Regions from separate parts of the Homo sapiens genome. Here region 1 is linked to region 2. Evidence: chromatin contacts called from ENCODE Hi-C or POLR2A ChIA-PET data. All regions are on one chromosome and are shown on one strand. Each heading gives the region's core, a stretch centred on a gene start or an enhancer-like site at or near the end of the contact. The rest is flanking DNA. Distances are from core to core; before and after follow the strand shown.

The links. Hi-C counts contacts between places; a loop is a spot of excess contacts on that map. ChIA-PET counts read pairs that join two places held with the same protein, here RNA polymerase II (POLR2A). Pooled maps may share reads with other maps.
Region 1: a loop to region 2 is called in a pooled map, with 4 times the contacts of the local background. The contact joins the enhancer-like site here to the promoter of LINC02288 in region 2. A Hi-C loop is called at or near these places in 1 of 168 maps with a recorded cell type or tissue (OCI-LY7) and 4 of 50 pooled maps. POLR2A ChIA-PET finds 5 or more read pairs at or near these places in 3 of 52 experiments (MCF 10A, PC-9 and activated B cell).

The regions. Positions count from the first base shown.
Region 1 is chr14:77,578,405-77,582,877 of GRCh38, reverse strand. SPTLC2 (serine palmitoyltransferase long chain base subunit 2) reads left to right here. Exons shown (of 12, transcript NM_004863.4): 3 at 3,769-3,923. Among named protein-coding and RNA genes, the nearest start is that of SPTLC2, 36 kb to the left of the region's middle. Within about 2 kb of position 1,742, at least 8 of the 41 ENCODE cell types and tissues checked have a DNase peak (open chromatin) inside an H3K27ac peak, as active enhancers do; they include PC-9, where a contact is called at or near this core.
Region 2 is chr14:77,038,812-77,042,888 of GRCh38, reverse strand. LINC02288 (long intergenic non-protein coding RNA 2288) reads right to left here and starts at 1,840. Exons shown (of 4, transcript NR_110554.1): 1 at 1,612-1,840. RefSeq lists enhancers at 2,138-2,227, 1-2,361, 1,637-2,368 and a silencer at 2,478-2,667.

The sequences.
Region 1 (4,473 bases), core at 493-2,992, 540 kb before region 2:
AGCTACTACCCTGGAGCTTAGCTAAGGAGTAAAGGGGAGCTGAGATTTCGGCCGTAAGTCCCTCTCTCCTACCATTCTATGCCACCCGCTTTTGGTCCCTAACATCCCTGGTTGTGACAGCTTCTCCTCCTTTACCCTGTGCTACTGTGACTTAATCACTTGTTAAGGAGAGATGGAAATGCCTGACCATGGCAGGCACAATTCTTTGTTCAGGAAATTGGAACCCATTGCTTCCTTCCTAATCCCAGACAGCTGTGCCTCTGGTTTTCTTTGTTTAGCCCAAGGCTGAGGGGTGAAGCTCTACTTCATTCTGGCCTGCAGTCTTTTTTCTATCTTGGGGTTTGATAATCCCTCTGGTATTTGGAGCAGACTCTAAGGTTTTTCTGTTTTATATAGTAAAACAAAAAATATTGCTTTTGTTGCTAATAAAAATTTGTCTGTAAGGAAATATTTCTCTTAATATTGGAGTTAATACTTTGAACATTAATGTGCAGTGTTTAGAAAGATTATAAAGAAATGAGATTGGCCGGGCGCCATAGCTCATGCCTGTAATCTCAGCACTTTGGGAGGCTGAGGCAGGCAGATCCTTTGAGGTCAGGAGTTCAAGACCAGCCTGACCAACATGGTGAAACACTGTCTCTGCTAAAAAATACAAAAATTAGCCAGGTGTGGTGGCGGGCACTTGTAATCTCAGCTACTTGGGAGGCTGAGACAGGAGAATCACTTGAACCTAGGAGGCGGAGGTTGCAGTGAGCCGAGATCACACCATTGCACTCCAGCCTGGGTGACAGAGTGAGACTCTGTCTCAAAAAAAAATTTTTTTTTTTAATTAAAAAAAAGAAATGAGATAATCAGTACTGTCATTTCCTTCATTAGAAGCGTTAGTACTGTTACCCTTTTTTACATGAATGAAAAGGATTGAAGACTACTTTTTGTTTTTTCCTTTGGGAAATAAATGCATGGATAATAACAGCCAAATAAAAAGTTTTAATTAGAATTGGATATCTCTATTCCTATTTTCATTCAACCAGTATACTTGTTGGAAGGCTATCAAAATGGACATGCCATTTAAATGAAAAATTTCCAATTGTGATAGACATGTTATTTATGAATATTTTCTGTCCTGAGGAAAATTAACTATTAGAACCAGTTGTAAAAGAGATGGTGGCTGGGCATGGTGGCTCACACCTTTAATCCCAGCACTTTGGGAGGCCGAGGTGGGTGGATCGCCTGAGGTCAGGAGTTTGAGAGCAACCTGGCCAACATAGTGAAACCCCGTCTTTAATAAAAATACAAAAAATTAGCTGGGCATGGTGGCAGAGTCCTGTAATCCCAGCTACTTGGGAGGCTGAGGCAGGAGAGTCGCTTGAACCTGGGAGGCAGAGGTTGCAGTGAGGCGAGATCACACCATTACACTCCAGCCTGGGCAACAAGAGTGAAACTCTGCCTCAAAAAAAAAAAAAAAAAAAAAAGAGAGATGGTATCAGGTACTGCAAATTCTTAGAGTAGCTTCTGACTTTGCTCAGCCTTATTTATAAGATTTATCTACTGGGAGGCTCATTCAATAGGCACTTGAGAGTCCGGTGTCATAGAAAGTTGTTAATTTTAGAGTTGTATGCAGCCTTCTTTAGCAATGAAAATCTTTTACAGAATAAGGCTTAAGCTTTTTCAATGTTTTTGACTGATTTAGTTAACAGCTTAATTTATATTGGCACCAAGCCCAGATCTAATGGTTATAAACTCAGTAGTTGGCTGATACAGTAAAAACTGTAGTTTCGTTTTCTTGTTGTTTGGTTTACCCTTTACATTCAAGAGTTTAAGTAGATCTCATATGGTCTGGTCACATGTGTTCTGAGTAGTGGTCATACCACACCAGGCATAGCATTTCTGCTCCGCTGTGACTTGATTTTTTACAGACTTAAGTTTTAGTACAACTTAATCTCTCAGAGGAAGGGTTAAGTTCCTGAGCATAGGAATTCATTTTGGGAATGTATTTTCTTTTCTTTCTTTTTAAAAATTTATTTGTAGAGACAGAGTCCCACTATGTTGCCCAGGCTGGTCTTGAACTCCTGGGCTCAAGTGATCTTCCCGCCTTAGCCTCCCAAGTGTTGGGACTACAGGCATGAACCACTGTGTCCTGCCTTCTTTTCTTTTTGAGACAGGTTCTCGCTCTGTTGCACAGACTGGAGTGCAGTGGTGTAGTCATAGCTTACTGTCACTTCAGATTCCTGGCCACAAGCGATCCTTCCACCTTAGCTTCCCGAAGTGTTGGGGTTACAGGCATGAACCATTGTACCTGGCCTCTTTTTTTTTTTTTTTTTTTCTTTTTTAAAAAATTCCTTTCTAAAGGGAAAAGAACCTAAGGTGGGTGGCTTCCTATAACCATTTTTTTTTTTTTTTGATATGGAGTCTCATTCTGTTGCCCAGGCTGGAGTGCAGTGACCACGGCCCACTGCAACCTCTGCCTCCCAGGTTCAAGCGATTCTGCTGCCTCAAGCCTCCCGAGTAGCTGGAATTACAGGCACCCGCCACCATGCCCAGCTAATTTTTGTATTTTTAGTGGCGATGGGTTTCGCCATGTTGGCCAGGCTGGTCTTGAACTCCTGAGACTTCAAGTGATCTTCCCACCCACCCACCTCGGCCTCCCAAAGTGCTGGGATTACAGGTGTGAGCTACCACACCCGGCCCCTATATCCTATTTTATAGTGTTTCTTGTTTATTATTTTCTCTTTGGATTTGTTTCATTTTGATCCTTGAAAATATGCAAAGGATGGAATCTTAATTTTGGAATTGTTTTTCTTGGTTGAAATTGGAATTATGTGGTTTTTATGGCATTTCCCCTAATCTATTAATGTGGGAGGAGGCTTGTGGGGAGGGAAGAGCCGTCTTTTTGAGATTATTAGGGAGGGAAACCATTTAATGACAGAATTGTATGACTACATTTTATTTTTATGAGGACTACTTTGTTAATTTACATTCTTGTGCTCTACATTCATGAAGTCAGTTATTTGAAACCATGTAATATATGTCAACTATTAAAGTTAAGTGACTTTTATCTGATAAGAGTTGTGTTAAAATAATCATAGAGAATTGATGCCTTTCCAGATGTTTTCCTGATACATCAGGGTTTTTTTTGTTGTTGTTTTTGCTGTTATCCAGCTTGGAGTACAGTGGTGCCATCATAGCTCACTGCAGCCCCAATCTACTGGGCACAAGGGATCTCCCTGCCTCAGCCTCCCGAGTAGCTGGGACTACAGGTGCACTGCACCTGGCTAATTTTTAAAATGTTTTTGTTGAGACAGAGTCTCGCTATGTTGCCCAGGCTTGTCCCGAACTCCTGAGCTCAAGCAGTCCTCCTGCATTGGCTTTCTAAAGTCCTGGGATTACAGACGTGAGCCACCAAGCCTGTCCTGATTTAGCAGTTAATTAAATATAAGTGGCCTCTCATTCTCAGGTGCTCTTACAGTATGAAAATGGAAGTTGTAAAGTTTGTTTTTAAAGTAACTCAGTGGAATGATAGACAGTGGAGACTTGGAAGGGTGAGGGAGTGAGGGTGGATGATGAGAAATTACTTAATGGGTACCATGTGTGTTATTTGAATGACTGATACCGTAAAATCCCTGACTTGTCCATTACACAATCTTGCACGTAATGAAATTGCCCTTATACCCCATAAATTTACATAAATAAAAGATCATGTCATCTGTTAAAAAATTTTTTAATAAAGTAACTCAGTTAAATTTATGGTATGTCACCATTTCTTGGCAGGACTTTGTGTCATTGTATCAAGATTTTGAAAACTTTTATACAAGGAATCTGTACATGAGGATAAGAGACAACTGGAATCGGCCAATCTGTAGTGTGCCTGGAGCCAGGGTGGACATCATGGAGAGACAGTCTCATGATTATAACTGGTCCTTCAAGTGAGTCTTGGTTGGGAAATTATTTGACAACAATTACAAAAGGGTTTCTTCATTTGAGAAAATATGTTATTATAAATTGAGTATTCTCTCAAAATAGGAGTAGCAGCTGAGGATACAATATGATTGGTTTCCTTACATATTCTTCATTGTTGAGCTTTTTAAGATATATCTTTCTATTACATTTGATACTGTGTTGGATTATAGTTCAGAAGAAAATTTGGCTTATTTATTTTTTGAGATGGAGTTTCGCTCTGTCACCCAGGCTGGAGTGCAGTGGCGTGATCTCAGCTCACTGCAACCTCCGCCTCCCAGGTTCAAGCAATTCTCATGCCTCAGCCTCCCGAGTAGCTGGGACTACAGGCATGCACCGCCACACCCAGCTAATTTTTGTATTTGTTTTAGTAGAGATGGGGTTTCACCATGTTGGCCAGGCTGGTCTCGAATGCCTGACCTCAAGTGATCTGTCCCCCTCAGCCTCCCAAAGTGCTGGGATTACAGGCATGAGTCACCGCGCCCAGCCTGGCTTCTTTATTTTTAAAAATAACTCCTA
Region 2 (4,077 bases), core at 591-3,090:
CCGGCCAACATGGCAAAACCCTGTCTCTACTAAAAATACAAAAAAAGTAGCCAGGCATGATAGCACGTGCCTGTAATCCCAGCTACTCGGGAGGCTGAGGCAAGAGAATTGCTTGAACCCGGGAGGCGGAGGTTGCAGTGAGCTGAGACTGCCCCACTGCACTCCAGCCTGGGCGACAGAGGAAGACACCGCCTCAAAAAACAAAACAAAACAAAAATAAATAAATATAATACATCTGGGCTAGAGGTGGCGAACATTTAGGATAGATTCTGTATCTCTTGACCTTGATGACAGGGACATGTCAGGGTCTGCTTTGTTCATCCAGCTTAAAACTGTCACCAGAAGCCCTGGATAAAAATGCAGCCTCTGATTCACACACGGTCAGGAAACATGCCTTGTGCTCAGTACAGAAACATGTCCGTCAACCTGGGAAAGGAATCACCACCACGAAATATGCTTTTGGCTTGCCAAAGCTTAGCAGCTGTGAGAGCCAAAAACCCAGCTGCCTGGACTGTCTGGGGAAGTTGGCGGGAGGGAGGGGGGGTTGCTTTCTGAATCACCTGATTTCTGCCTCTAACTCTAGTTTAATTCCAAGTCGAAACCTATCTTGAAATGTCTCAAGAGCCTACTGCTCCTAAAAATTGTAGGTTTTAGCTAACCCTTCAGCTCTGTGCCTGCTGGCAAGGTGAAGCAGATGGCGTTTGTTGATTATTTATTTGGAAGGGGCTACTTTGGAATCAGGAAATTCCAGCGAGACAGAGTGCATCGCCTTGGCCAGAGCTGCCGTGACAATCACGAGCAGACACCCAGAGACAGTCAAGTTCAAAGAAATTGCAGCTAAGCCCCAGGAACTTGGGGCATTTTCAGTCTTTCTCGTCTCCTGGCCTCCATGTTCACCATGCACTTAGGAAGAAATGTTTCGTTCAGTTCAACATTCTGTGGTCTTCAAGTGTTTGAATACAAGGGCCCACATTCAAGGTCCCGCTTTGTCAAAAGGGCTTCACGAAGCTAACAGGCCTCTGACTTGTGTTTCATCCTGAAGCCCCTCATTATACAGACAGATCAAAACAGAAATCCCCCCTGCCTTAATGCCCAGCACATAAAGTCCTCTTTAATTAACATACACCATTTTTCAGTGAAACAGCCTCAAGGTGTTAAAAGTGCATAAAGGTCTGAAAGCTGAAGCCCAAGATAAACAGTGTGCCGAAATATATTTAGCAGAAAATATTGAAAGCCACAGGAAAAATAAGTTCCCTTCCTGGGATGTTAACGAATGTTTAGGTTCAGGAAACCTTCAGGAAGTAGCGAGCCGAGAAGGAATACTGCTCACCGTTTTTACCCCCAATGTAAATAAATCACTAAACCTCTTTGGTTTCCATAGGCCTGGGCTGGAGTGGAATATTTCATTTTTTCCCCATTAAACAGGCCACCCGGAGTGTTGGCATTACAGGCCTGAAAATATACCAAATCTGAATGTGCTATTTTGTTTCTGTACATTAAATCAGACTGTGTTTCAAACGGCAGTTCGTGCTAAATGGGGGGCTGATGATCCAGACTGTGCACCCTCACACACCTGAAATTGGCGCAGCGTAAATGATAGATCTGTTTCACCTTGGATCTCCCCGTGTCTTGTCTCCTACAGGAACACACCCTCTGTCGTTGTTGCCCAAGGTGATGTCATGTTCATTCTAAAGGCCGCGGTTCCAAGGGGACTACACCACAAGAAGATGCCTTCAGAAAGACCCAGATTTCCTGCGGTCTCAGGTAGGCGGCAGGGAGCAAGAGAACAAGGAAAGGACCCGCCACCACTCTCCCCAAGATGGATGCTGCATGATGTAAGTGGCTGGCTAAAATATCTGGCATCCTTGCAGTTTTAAGTTGCCAGCTAAATATTATTAAAAAGATAAAATACACGCAAACTGTGCAGAATGCAGGGCTGCTGTGTTTACATCCGGGTTTTGATGACTCAAAGACTTACACTTGAGCTTGCTGAAAAGCCTCTATTAAAAATACCGCTTTGTGAAAGCCCCCAGGGAGCAGGAAGAAAGCTGGGGGTGTGAAAGAGGAGAGCGGGAGGATGGTGACCCACCCAAGGACGGCGCTGACACCTGTGCTCCGGGCTGGCACTTAAGGCCAAGGAAGTGCTTAGAGGTTAACCTCCTCTCACCCTCGGAACCAGAGCGGGGAGGGTTAACCTTTTTCCAGAACATTTATTTCACCATCTCACTGACTAGAGGGAGGAGGGGCGGGAGGGGGAGAACGAGAGCCTGCCGCGCAGAGAGGCTGCGGATCACAAGGCCATTCTGATAGCCTCCTGTCCCCATGGCAACTGCAACGGCATTTATCAGTTCCTTCTGCGCACAGGCACAGCAAATCTGCATTGCACATGGCAGGCTTCCAGCATTTCAAATGAAAGAGCACTTTGAACGGCTGCCAAGTTTGGAAGGAGCAGAACTGTCAGGGCTGCTTAAAGCTGGCAGTTTATACTGGGGAGGTTTTCGCTTCCCACAATTCTCCGGGCCTGGCGAGCCGCCAAGTACTTAGCGGAAGCTAAAAAGTAACTCGCTCCCCTCCCTCCCCTCCCCTCCCCCTGCTCACGCTCCCCCTCCACACTATTCACCGCAGTGCTCTCAAAATTTTCCACATGTCCTGTGTCACCAGTGCAGACTGTACAATGAAAACCAGAACGCCGGCTGCCCACGACCAGGCTTTTATTAATAAATAACGGAGGGAGGAGGAGGAGGGGTTGGGATCAGACACTGACAGCTGGGGCACCGGGTCTCCGCGTACCTGCCAAAACCCCATAACCACTGGGTGTGAATGCGTGTGGTGTGTGTGCCTTTCAGCCTTAAAAATACATTAATAAAAATAAAAATAAAGGGAGCCTCAGAGCTGTAGACACCCTGAGTACCAGGGGAGGAGGGGTGGGTTTCGGTTGGATGGTTTGGCGCTTTATTTAGGGTGGGAATGGAGGTCTTGCAGGCAGCGTTGTTCAGATCCAGCCTTTCTAAGATCTGTAGGGAAGAGGGTTGTTATTGAGAGCTAAGCCTGTTTCTGGAGCTTTCCTTGAATCTCTCAGATGTCATGGTGAAAGCTGTGAGGCCACAGATGGGGAGGGAGTTCGGAGATGCTTTTCAATGCAAAGTTTACCAGATAACTTCTGACCGTCACGCACAGCCCAGAGCACAAGGGCTTCTATGGGCAGAAAGTGGAAATTGGCATAGTATTCACTGTACTTTTTTTTTTTTTTTAATGAAAATCTACACTGAGATCAAGGGCTTGGGCTTTATTTTCCAGCACAAATAGAATGAAAATTGTCTGCCGCTTAGGCGGTTGGATAGAGTTCAGGAAAACTATGTCTGGCATTAATTCCAAAGTGGAGGTTTTGGTTCAAACGAGGCCCATTAATTTCAGTAAACTGTTTTCACTAGTCCAGACCCTGCTGTGCAAGGACTATTTATTACCTTTTGCTAACCTGATGTCTGCAGAGTTGTAAAGCAAAGGGGGAAAAATCCAGGGTGAAGATATCTATATTTTGCATCAAATGGGTTTTGCACTTCCCTTGGGGGGCCGTGTTTTATGGGGAGTTTTCTATCCTTGGCTTTTATCAGTGCCAATTTTTTAAAAAAAAACTCCATCTTGCAATGAATTAGAAAAAAAAAAATCCTGAAGGAGAGGAGCCTGGTGAGAGCAAATACCCATCTCCTGCCTCTTTCAGAAGGGCACCTCCCAGACACAGGGATGTTTCGTGTCCCTGTCTTCAGCTCCCAGGCTGCAGGTCCACTGCAAAGCCCTGACATGATTCACCCTGACGATCGGGTCTAAAATACACCAAGACAGTCAATTTTGGCATTTGTTCTCCCTTAGGAATTTTACTAGCTGCCGTAGAAAAGCACATAAATTCCTTCCCCCTCCCTCTCTTTTTTCCGTGCCTCCTCTCTTCATCCCTCCCCCCCCACAAGTCCATCTTGATGTCATTTCAAAGAGAAGGATGAAAAGGGGGGATTTGTCAGGCAGTCCGGTTTGAGTGTGTCTTGCCAGGCCCCAACGCGCGCTCGAGGGCGCGCGCGCGCACAC